Linked DNA regions of Mus musculus: region 1 is linked to region 2. Evidence: chromatin contacts called from ENCODE POLR2A ChIA-PET data. All regions are on one chromosome and are shown on one strand. Each heading gives the region's core, a stretch centred on a gene start or an enhancer-like site at or near the end of the contact. The rest is flanking DNA. Distances are from core to core; before and after follow the strand shown. Region 1 holds the start of Csrp2 (cysteine and glycine-rich protein 2). Region 2 holds the start of Zdhhc17 (zinc finger, DHHC domain containing 17).

Region 1 (5,960 bases), core at 3,225-5,724, 90 kb before region 2:
GCAAGCCATAACACCTCTAGGATTCCTTTCTGCATCCAACACTTTCCAGGGGGCTCTGAGTTTCCTCTGCTCTCCATTCTCATCATCATTCAGGCGCCATGGTTGGCTGCTCTGCTCCACACTAAATGAGGTCTGTAGAATCACTTCCCTGAAACTGTTCAGACACTCAATGGGTTGAGGGGAGTGGATACAGAGAGGGGACCCCAAATACCTAACACAAGGACTGAGGACACTTTTGTAGGTTTTTTTTTTTTTTTAAAGACTATAAGATAGACAGGATTTTTGCCATCTGAAAAGAATCCCCAGAAACAGAAGTTGAAAAGCAACGGGACCGGTTTAAGAATTCTAAATAAGCCAGGCATGATGGGAGACATAGGTCGTCCCAGCATTTGGTGAGATTGAGAGAGGAGGGCCACTTAAGGCCAAGAACTTACCAGCACTCTGTATACTACAACAAGACAGGGCTCAAAACCAAACCAAATCAGACAGTCACAGATGACAAACACTCAATCCAAGGAGCATTTGTGAAGTGGGAAAGCCGCCCATCCCCCAAGCCCAGGGATGATAAATACCAAATCTAGAGAAAACATAGGCAGACATTTTGAAACGAAGTGGATGGAAGGCTGAGGTAATGTTGTCACGTGACTGTGAATGGCAACGAAGAGTCTGATGCCTCCAATCGAAAAGATGGGAAAGTGACCCAGCATGGGAGGGGCTGAAACGCAGGTGAAATGTGTAGCCTTATCACGTGTGTGGAGCTAGAAGAACTCAATTATAACAACAAAACAATAACAACGACAACAACAACGAAGTATGCACAGAGATGGGAAAGCCAGGGAACCCTTGTCTAAAAGAAGGCATTAAAAAAAACATGGTAAGAAAAGATGATATGAAAGGAGATTTGTGCCCACTGATGAGATAGATTGAGTTAGAAGAAACGCGGATGAGGACACAGGAGTCTGTGGCAGATTTAAAAACACACAGCTATGACAAATACCAAGAAGGAGATTCTCTGCTCTCAGAATTTAAACACGGGAAACGGGGAACGTGTTTTCTGTTAGAAAACGCCTCTGAGAGCATCACCACGGCGAGCACCAAGACACTAAAATCCCCAGCGCTGCTGTTACTTGACTTCAGCCACAGAGCAGCTGGGTTTGCTTGTTTGTTTTCTGTGTTGCCCATGAGCAAAATGGGAACCACCTGCTCTGTTCAGGATGGATTTAACAACTCCTTTCCCTTCTAGTCTAGGTGGCTCCTAGGAAAGAGGGCTCCGCCTTAAACTAAAGAGGCTTTGGGTGTCTAGTCACAGCAGTTTGATTGGCAGCTTTTAAGAAAAGATAAGAAATGGAAACAATACGACTATTTGAAAAATCTAAGCTTCAAACACAACGTTATAAAGGAACTCAGCCTTGGTTCAAGTTGCCTCAGGACACTGACCTTGGCACAGAATTTTGACTGAAAATTGGTTCCAGACATGGAAGGATCTGATACACAGGCACTGTGTGGAAAATGAAAACTCCTTCTAGACATTTTTTTTTAAAACCTTCCATTTTGCCTTCAAGGTTGAAGGGGTCAAACAGATAAGAACTATGTGGCCGTAAGGAGGACTTAGTCTTGCCCACAAAGTTGAATTTTTCCAACTAGCCCTTCTCCAGGCACACAAATCTCTTTCTACTAAATTCTCCTAGTTGTTTTAGAGAACACTTAATACCTCTCTACTTCAAAACCTTTAAGAAGGTATCTTGACTGGTTAGCAGAAGACGACCTCTGCTTCTTTCTTTAAAAAGCAAAACGGGGTTTTATGATATCCATTCCTAATATAACAATCACCTAGGGAATATTTAGCTTGGGCCGGGTGCTATGCTTGGTATTTTGCATACAGCAAATCATTTGTTCTCTTACAAGCTGCATAGTGTTATCTTATAGATGTGATGGCTTGAATAAGAATGGCCTCCATGAGCTCCTATGTTTGAGTGTCCAGTCACGAGGAATGGCACTGTTTGAGAAGGATTAGGAGGTGTGGCCTTGTTGGAAGGAGTATGTCACTGGGGCTGATTTCATGGTAAGGGGTCATCACAACATGAGGAACTGCATTAAAGGGTTGCAGTGTTAGGAAGGTCGAGAATCACTGCCTGCGAGGCTGTTTCAGAACCAAGCTGGCACACTGCGGAGCTGAGTGTTGAGACCACGTGTTCTAGCCAAAAGTCACACCTTTTCTCACTACCATTTCTATTTTAAAAGCTAAAAGAACTTATTCACATTCACAACTGAAATTCCGACTTTAAACATTTAAATAAGTAAATGATATTTTAAAATATTGATAGTTAAATACAAATACATTTAAAAAAAATCAATGTACACCAGTCCCGGGTTTACTGAAATATATACAGAGAACAGACAACAGAACTACTTTTGTCTTAGGGTTTCTATTTTTGTGAAAAGATGTTACAAGTCTTTTTTTTTTTTAAGATTTATTTATTTATTATATGTAAGTACACTATAGCTGTCTTCAGACACTCCAGAAGAGGGCGTCAGGTCTCATTACAGATGGTTGTGAGCTACATTGTGGTTGCTGGGATTTGAACTCAGGACCTTCAGAAGAGCAGTCAGTGCTCTTACTCACTGAGCTATCTCACCAGCTCCTGTCACAAGTCTTATAAAGAAAAATAGTTCATTGGAGCTGGCTTACAGTTCAGAGGTTTAGTCCATTATCATCGTGGCGGAGAACATAGCAGCACACAGGCTGTGAGGCTGGAGAGACAGCTGAGAATTCTACATCTTGGTGGGCAGGCAGCAGGAAGAAAGAGACACACTGGACCTTACGCTTCTGAAACCTCAAAGCCCACCCCCAATGACACACTGCCTCTAAAGAGGCCACGCCCACTCAAAATGGCCACACCTTCAAATAGTGCCGCTTCCTATGAGCCTATGGGGCCGTCTTCGTTCAAACCCACCACAACTTCCATAAATAGCTTTGCTACACATGATAAGTTTTGACCTTAGACTGTAGGGACAGATAGTTTGACAGAAAAACAACAGGTCCAGTCCTTAGGCCCCTTCCTCAGAGAAACTCTAGTGGACCTCAGGAGTAGCAGAAAAAGGACAATCGCTTGCTGAAAAAAAGGGAACATGAACTACCCTGCTTCCTTCAGTGAAAACAAACCAGAAGCCCCTCCCGTAAGAAGTGCAGCAAGCTGCGGAGGTAAAGCAAACAGATCGGAATCGTGAATGTAAGAATTGCTGGTATTTAGAAAAGCTCACAGCAGGCACCCATGCTTTCAAACTCCTGCCGCAATCTGGGGGAGATGTCAATCACTACTTGCACTGTTTTTCAACAGTCCTTGGTGGACAGAGAATCTGGCTGCAATTACGAGCTTATTTTGGATTGGGCCCAGCATACGACATAAAAAGGCATAAACCAGGCCTGTACTTTGTCACCGGAGGGGCCTTCCTCAACTCTGCCTCCTCCTACCCCCCCTAACAGGGCCTTTGGCAACGTAAGCGGGAAATTTTTTATTGTCGCAACGCGAGGGTACTGGCATCTATCAGTTAAAGTCATCCTAACCCCCACCAAAGAACTAGGCTATTAACAGCATGATGTTGCGCCTGGATGAAAGGGGTGATCGATTTGTGACAGAGGGGAGTAGTTTTGGTCGCTGCCTATTGCGGCGTGGAGGTCACCACTCTTCAAATACTAATTCTTAGGGCAACCCACTACTGATGACAGAGAAGTGGATCACCAAATGTCCTAGAATACAAACCAGATAGAGATGACATTATTTTGCTTTTTGTCTAGAACAATAATATGTCACCTCAAGCCCAGATTTTAGGTCCTTTCTGCTGTCTTCGCCGGCGAGACATCCCTGGACTTTTCGGACAACTGCAAACAATTGCAAACTGAAACCCGAAGCCTTTTGGCGCCAGGGTTTCTGCGTGGGTTGTGGGTTTCTTCCCCCCTCAGCAAAGAGTGGTGGGGGAAAGCAAAACACTTGGGGAATGAGGTGTTTTCATAACGTCATTTGTTTAGTCTAGATGAGGAATGCAGCTCTTTCGCGACAGGAAAGCTGCGGATTCCAGAAGCCGGGATTCTGACCAGAGACTATCCTGCACCGGGGAGTCCTGCACCCCGGAGGCTAACATATGGCGTTTGTGCAGTAAAGGGTGGCGGGAATCCCACGGGGCGACACCGGATCTCGCTGGCTCCGGGCCGATCCTGAGTGCTCCGGACGTCCCGGGACCGGCGGGTAGGAGCAGCCGGAGACGGTGGGAGACTCGGACGCGCGGGAAGCCGCAGGAAGAGGCGGGATTCCGGTCTTTTGTCTCGGGGCCAGAGCTCGAAACCCGCAGCGGGAGCCCAGCTCAGCGGGCCGGGCGGAGACCATCGCACACCCCGAGGGGCATGACCGATGATGGGCGTGGCGAACAAGGCCACGCCCAACATAAGTCTTTAAAAGCGGGCACACGCGCTCCCGCCAGTCTCCGGATCCGCCCGCGGCTTTCCTCGGTCAGACCTCGTTAGCTCCGCCCGCCGCGTGCTCCCTCCTCCCACTCGGGTGAGTCCTAGGAAGCCTGCAGCCCCGCGGTCCCTGTCATCTCCACCCCTGCTCCTGACTATGCTTCCACCCGTCCTCTCACTTCTGCCCCAATGCGGGGTCCACTAGCACACCTGCTGTCGCCCCCAGACCATCCCTGCCCTGGGACCTCATGTCCTTGGGGCAGGTAAATCATCCCCTGTGACCTTTAATTTTCCATCCTGTTCTCTGGGAGAGAGGCGAGCTGGGAGTTTCTCGTGGCCGCCAATGCCTCTTTTTGTAGCCCCAGGCTCCCTCCCAGGGCTGATTCTCCCCTTCGGGTAGGAGGGGTTAGAGGCTTCGGGGCTCCAGTGCCCCAAGGGTGTGTCTGCCCAGCCCTGACGACCTTCTCGGGAATTGGGTGGGTACTCTGGGGTGGTGGGCGTCTCCATACCCTCTGAGCTCCAGTTCTCCTGTGGCGAAACGGAGCTCCTGGCCATCGCCTTTGTTCGGTGGTCTCTGCCCACCCGGCACAGAAGGAACCATAGTGAAATTCTAGTTGAACATTCCTAGCTTTTCCTGGTGCTTTCTACCTTTAAAGTACAAACAAGGATACAGCATTGCTTGGTTCTGAAATTCTGCAACAGGTCCTAAAAGTCACAGTATGGGTTCAGAGCTAGATAATAGTTATAGGCATCCGTGAGGTAAGGGGTGAGGTGAGGGGAGAGCTCTTGAAACTTCTGCCCCCTTGGAAGCCAGGACTTTGAACTTTATTTGTTTACCTGATTACTTTTTGAGTAAATATTTGGTTTGACCTGTTTTGTTTGAGTCGCATACATTTTTACTTTATTAAATGCTTTTCAGTTCGGGGCGGGGGGGGGGCTGGGTGTAGTAATTTTTTAACTTGGGCAGCGAAAATAGTTAAATTATTGACTTTTTCAATGCGTGCTTAATCTCTACTTACATAAAACCAAAGAATCCAAAAAGGAAGTGATTCTTGTACCCAGATTCTTCAAGAAAGATTTAAACGGTAGATTTCAAAAGAGAGACTCATACAATCTCAACACTGCATACAAGTGACATTTGGGACCCTATTCTCTGCCATTGCCTTGTAATTGTTACTGATAATTCCTTCATTACTCCTCAAGGCTGTTTGACCCCACTTTTTATAGCCAGGTTGCCATAGACGTATACATCCCATGAGTCTCTGGAACACTGTTTGCTTAGTTATCTTGAATATGTTGGAGCACACCTCGGTGCTTGTTAACTGAATAAAGAAGGCGGGAACAGACAAGGCCCCGTTGTGGGGAGCAGTAGATATTTATTAACAGATTTCAGCCAACGTGGTGTTTTTTTTTTTTTTTTTTAACACCATAAATTGTTAACAGATTCCTCCCAATCTTGTTTGAAAATTTTTGGCTGATATGGAATATGCTCAAGAGCATGCTA
Region 2 (5,876 bases), core at 1,418-3,917:
TTCTATCATTTAATTATTGAGGATTCCAAATTAGAATCCAGGACTAGGGATGAGGTGCTGGTAACAGGGGCTTGCCTAGTATGCACAAAGCTCTGGGTTCAAACCCCAGCACTGCGTAAACTGGGTGTTGTGGCACATAGCTGATCCAAGGTAAGAGAACTAGAAATTCAAGGTCATTCTCAGATACAGAGGGAGTTGAAGGCTACAAGGCACCACGCCTGGGAGAGAAAGAAGAAGAGCAGGAAGGGATGGAGATAAATAAAACAGAAGCCGTGACAGAAAGGTAACCCAGTCAGTGTGACACAAAAGCCTGGGCTCTCCATTATCTCCTTAATGGGCCATTAGTTAAGCAGCATCATTACCATCATCATCATCCCAACTTCACACACTCTAGACAAACAGCATGCCCCGTTCTGCTCCTAGCACACTGTAAGGAGTGCATCAGGTCTACCGCAGGAGCAATTAACTAACCACAGAAAATGAGGACTATTTCAGTCGGTCCCCAACGTTCCAGACTTACACTTACTAGACCTAGTGCTTACTTGGCAAAAGAAGTCTCTATCTTACCAATTTCACCTCTGAGCAATAGGGAAGTTGATTTTCTAGTAAGATTCCATCTGTTAAATAACAGACTGGTGACACCTTAAGTTCAAGCTCTCTATATACCAAGCAATCTCTAGATTTACTAGTAGGTTAAGAAAAACAACAACTGTTTTGAGACACAGTGCCCCTATGCAGCCCTGGCTGGCCTGGAACTTGCTATGTGGATTAGTCTGACTTCAAACTCAGAGACATTCCTGACTCCCAAGTACTGGGTGTGAATGACCACACCCTGCAAAATTATGTTTAGGGTAACAAACAACATACATTTTTACAAAGAGGAAAGGTTTTTGTTTTTGTTTTTGTTTTTTTGTGTGTGTGTGTGTGTGTGTGTGTGTGTATAGTTTGGTCTCACTGAGCCACAAGCTGGCTTCCAACACATTATACTCTCAAAGATAGCTTTGAGCTCCTAATCCGTCTCTCTCTACCTCCAAACATCCACTGAGTGCCACAGTACATTAAAATACATAAGACACTTTTAAGTGCTTGAAATATACCCACAGGAACCGATGAGCAGAAATATTCCTTAACCCCAAATACAACACAACATCTGAAAACTTTCTGGACATATTTTAGGACCTTGTGTAAACCAAAAGAAATCTTTCTAAGTTTATTGCCACTTTAATTTTTCAGAAAGTTTCTTCTTACTGCATAGCTGTGTCAGAAACCCAAAACAGTCTTTTCTAATGAGACTTGTCTCAGCATATATTTCTAAGAAACTGTCTCAGTTTGTGTGTGTGTGTGTATGTGTGTGTGTGTGTGTGTGTGTGTGTGTGTGTGTGTGTATGATCAAGTTAAGAGATAATAGGGTATTAATACGAAAGTGGTCCTTTGTATTTACAATTAAAAAAAAAAAAACAAGACACAAAAGCCAGGAAGAAATAAAATCAATCGAATGCAAAGTAACCACGTTTATTCGAACACCACGGATCTGGACACCATTCTCAACCTCAAAACACGACCTGAGTTCTGCAGGAAGCTGCGCTACACTTTCCTGCCCTCCCCGCATCTCACCGTGCACCGATGATAATAATAATAATAATAATAATAATAATAATAATAATCAACAAACCTGGATACACAAAGAATTGCTTCCAGGCCTTTACTAAACACAAACTCAGCTACAAACTGGGAGGTAAACAACGGGCAGAACCTGACGGCTCCGGCAGAGAAAACTGTTCCCGTCCAGGAGATACAAAAGAAAAAACGGTGGGAAACGTGTTGCGCTGTCTACCCTCCCTGACAGTCCCCAAACAGCGCTACTTTGTGACAAGCTAATGGGTGCGTGCGTTTATTCGCCAAAGTTCAGACCCTCTCTCTTTTTGTTTTTTTGTTGTTTTCTTTTCTTTTCTTTTTAATAGCCTAAGGGCAAACACACCCCGAAATTCGCTGTCCCCAGCGGCGAGCTGGTTGCTATGGCATAATCTGGAAGGACATCACTTTGCCCAGGAAAACTACGATCCCCGGGGAACGAGTGAACTGATGGGAAGGGTCGTGTCATCCGCCACCGAGAAAGAGGGGACGAGGAGAGAGTTAAAACCAAACAGCAGATCGGCTGCCTCCCCTGCCTGGGGAGGCTTGGAGCGAGACCAGGGGCTCCGGCCGAGGTTCCAAAGTGTCAGCAGGCCCCCGTCGCCCCTGCACCCGCAGGCAGCGCGGCGACACCACAGGACCATCGCCATCCCCACCTCTGTCCTCCAGGCACCGCCAGGGACGGCGTCCCAGAGCCCGCCCCGGCCGGGCCCGCCCCGCTATCTCCTCCCCCGTTATCCGCTCGCTCGCCGCCGCGCTCGGGCCTGGACTCGCTTTCTTCAGCCTCCCCCGGGGTCCCGCCACAGGTCACCGCGCCGGACGCCTCGGCCGCCGCCCCGGGCGAGGCTGAGGGAGCGAGGCCGCGGGACCGCAGGGTCCCGGGAAGGCGCTCGGCGCCGTCCCTCACCTCCGGGTGGAGAAGGGGCACGCAGCCCGTTTCGGTCTCGTACTCATCCGGGCCGTCCGCCATCTTGGTGTTAAATCCCTCCTCCCGCTGCATGCTGGGAGAAAGCGTTTCAGCCTCGCGGGGCTCGGCAAGGCGGAGGGCGAGCGCGAGGGCGAGCGCGAGCCCGGATGAGGGCGACGCGGCGCCACCGCCACCGCCGCCACCTCCTCTTCCCTCCGAGCCCCCGGGACGCCCCCTCAGCCCCTCCCGCCGCGGAGGGCGCGGGTCCCGATGCGCGTGCGCCGGCCCGGCCCGACCCGGCCCGGGGCTGGAGTGTGCTCTCTGCTGCACTGCGCCGGGGCAGCGGACCGCGTTGGGCGTGGGCGCCGCGGCCCGGGGGCGGGTCCCGGTCGGAGGCCGATGCTGCTGCTGCTGCTGCTGCTGCTCCTCGGCTCCGGCCACCCGGGAAAGGCCGCGCGCGACACAAGACGGAGATCCAGAGCCGCGCAGGGCAGGGTCCCGAGCCTTCCAAGGGCTGGAAGGGCTTAGGGTGTGACCCTGGGAGAGCAAGGATGCGTTCTCCTCGCCTCCGCACCTGTGCCTCGGGGACACCGGGAGAAGCAAGGACAAAAAAAAAAAAAAAAAAAATTGGCTTCCTTGAAAAAGCTTTTGTTGTGTGATGCCCTCTTTGCGATTGAGCTAGGGCATTTTTTTTTAAAATCCTTGCTTTTGACAAGGTCAAAGCCCCACACTTTCCCATCTGCTGCATTTTAATAGGGACCCGGGGATTCAAAAGTGAAACCTTTTTAAAATGAAAGCTCTAGAGTGTGACCCAGATAAAAATGATTAAAGCCGGCTTTAAGAGGATATTGGGGTTGGGAGGGGGCTGATGGAACAATTGCAGAAAGGATTTGTTTCTGGTTTGGGCTACTAGGGATTGTAAATCTCTACAGCGCCAGGGAACATTTAGCAAAGAGCGATCTGATTAGAGATTCTGATACTAACCAGTCCCCTGTCAAAGCCAAATCAGCCAAAGATCACCAGAGGGGAAAAAACCTGCAGTCGGACAAAGCCAGATTTACTGGTAGATCGGGAGGAAGGCACGTCAGAGGAAAAAAGGATGGGGCATGGAAGAGGAAACCCCTTTGTAAGGTTTATATTCCCGCCAAAAGAATCTGAGGAGGGTCTGGGGAGAGCTGAGATCGGTTCTGGATTGGACATAATCGATTCTGAGGAGGTGAGGAAAAACCAGGAGTAACAAGGCATTGGACGAGATCACGAGGCTAGGTCCGTTCAATACTGTGCTCTCCCAGTAACAAATGAAAACGGCAAAGTAGACCTAGTATTCGTCGGTAAACGGGCAGTAATCACTCAGAAAAAGGATGAATATGCTATTTTATAGCTGCTTCTGGTGGGGGGAAAGAAGCGGTCTCTTTGGCGCTGCCTGTCTCTGTGTGTATCCTCTCAGCAGGGCTTTTCCTTCCGGCACGGACCGATTTTCTTTTCTTCTTTTTTTTTTTTTCTTTCTTTCTTTTTTTGTCCTGGCAGAAACCAGAAACCATGCAATTCTAAACAGAATTCCTAGTTTTTCGTTCACAGCACCGAAATTTTCTTCAGTCACGTGTCAGCATGAACAGACTCTTTTTTTTTTTTCCTGTAATATTACAGGCTCGATCTCCTTACCCTTAGGCTTTTGCATTTACCCAAATCTAGGGGAAAAAAAAAGAGTAAAGAAACAGTTGAGAGGGTGTGGCATTCAAACCAACATGAAATGAACGACAGAACTAGGTATGGGGAACAAAAACAAAATAATTTGTATGAGTGCCCATGGAGTGCAGGTGTATGGTGGACATCTTCATAAAAGAGGTGTTCAACCTGAGAAGCCTGGGTTCACAGAGGGCTTTGAAAGAACGGTCCAAATTAATTGAGTCAGCAAAATCTACTGTTTAGCCCACGTGGTGGTTTGGTAATTTAAAAAGCTGTAGGTTAACTAGATAACAAAATTAAGTAAATCAAGATATTTCTTTTTTTTTTTTTAATGTAGGGATTTTGTTGTTGGTTTTGTTTTGTCGTTGGCTCTTTCTTCTTTCTGTCCACTATGAGTCAACCTGCTTTTTCCATGATGCTCCCACTACCACGATGCTTGGCTTCACTCAGGCCAAGAATCAATGAAGACAAAGATAACTGAAACCTCCAAAACCATAGACCGAAATTAATCCTTCCTCGTCTGAAGAAAGAAAGAAAGAGAGAGAGAAGGAAGGAAAGAAAGAGAGAGAAGGAAGGAAAGAGAGAGAGAGGGAAGGAAGGAAGGAAAGAAAGAAAGGAAGGAAGGAAGAAAGAAAGAAAGAAAGAAAGAAAGAAAGAAAGAAAGAAAGAAAGAAAGAAAGAAAAAGAAAGAAAGAGGGAGGGAGGAAGGAAGGGAAGAAAGTCTAGGTGCCTATCTGGAAAACCTGGGGCACCTGAGCCTTCTTGCTCAGCCACCACTGGACATAGACTTCTTACTCATTGTCTTTATCTGACTGACTATTGGAGCCATTTGTGTTTGTAGCTTCTGAGAAGCCTACAGCTTCTAGAGGAAAGCATTACTATTAAAAGTGGCTGAAAGGGAAGCAATGCAGAGAATGAAAAACCCATGTCTTCTGTCCTCATTGCAGTACAGCTGAAATAAATAATTACTGAAGGAACAACTGGCACTCCCAGAGCAAATGTGTCCATTTTCATTTTCATCAACAGGGGCACACTCAAGAGGTGGCGTTTACAAGCCAGCCTGGACCTTGTTGCCTGACTGCCTCAGAACAAAAGACTGAAACAGAGCAGTGGGTCTTGAGAAAGCATGTCATGTCAAACTGAGCTAGGTTTAGTGCGGACCAAAATGAAGCAGTTGGCTTTATCCAGACTCTGCCTTGTGAGCCTCAGGGTTCTTATCTACACAGCCTAAATCTGATAATGTTTTCAAGAGACTGTCAGTACGGCAGGTAAGTGTACTGATCCCATGAATGGCATTCATAGATAAAAAATAAAAGGGACAAAGTTCAAAGAGAGCCATTGATTTGTTAAGGAAAGAACAGCGAAGTGAATTTAGACTGAGGAACCCTGGAAGGCACGGGCTGTGGTGGTGTAGACATGGCTTCAGAGGGAACCTGAGAGACAGTGCAAGCTAAACACATTAGCCACTGTCTAGTACTACTCCAGTTTTACCATCTCACAATAGGCAAATGATGGGGGACTTAGAAACCCACTGAAAGGCACAGAACCAGGCTGTAACAGAACCACGTCAGGATCCACCTGAACTTCCTGGTTGGCTCCTTCAACGCCATCCATATTTCTTCTGTTATAACTATCTGTGAAGAAATATTTG

The links. ChIA-PET counts read pairs that join two places held with the same protein, here RNA polymerase II (POLR2A).
Region 1: POLR2A ChIA-PET joins it to region 2 with 10 read pairs in Patski. The contact joins the promoter of Csrp2 here to the promoter of Zdhhc17 in region 2. POLR2A ChIA-PET finds 5 or more read pairs at or near these places in 3 of 5 experiments (Patski and embryonic stem cell).

What each region holds. Positions count from the first base shown.
Region 1 is chr10:110,915,702-110,921,661 of GRCm38, forward strand. It overlaps Csrp2 (cysteine and glycine-rich protein 2), which reads left to right and starts at 4,475. Exons shown (of 6, transcript NM_007792.4): 1 at 4,475-4,553.
Region 2 is chr10:111,007,399-111,013,274 of GRCm38, forward strand. Zdhhc17 (zinc finger, DHHC domain containing 17) reads right to left here and starts at 2,668. Exons shown (of 17, transcript NM_172554.2): 1 at 2,540-2,668. The coding sequence starts at 2,632.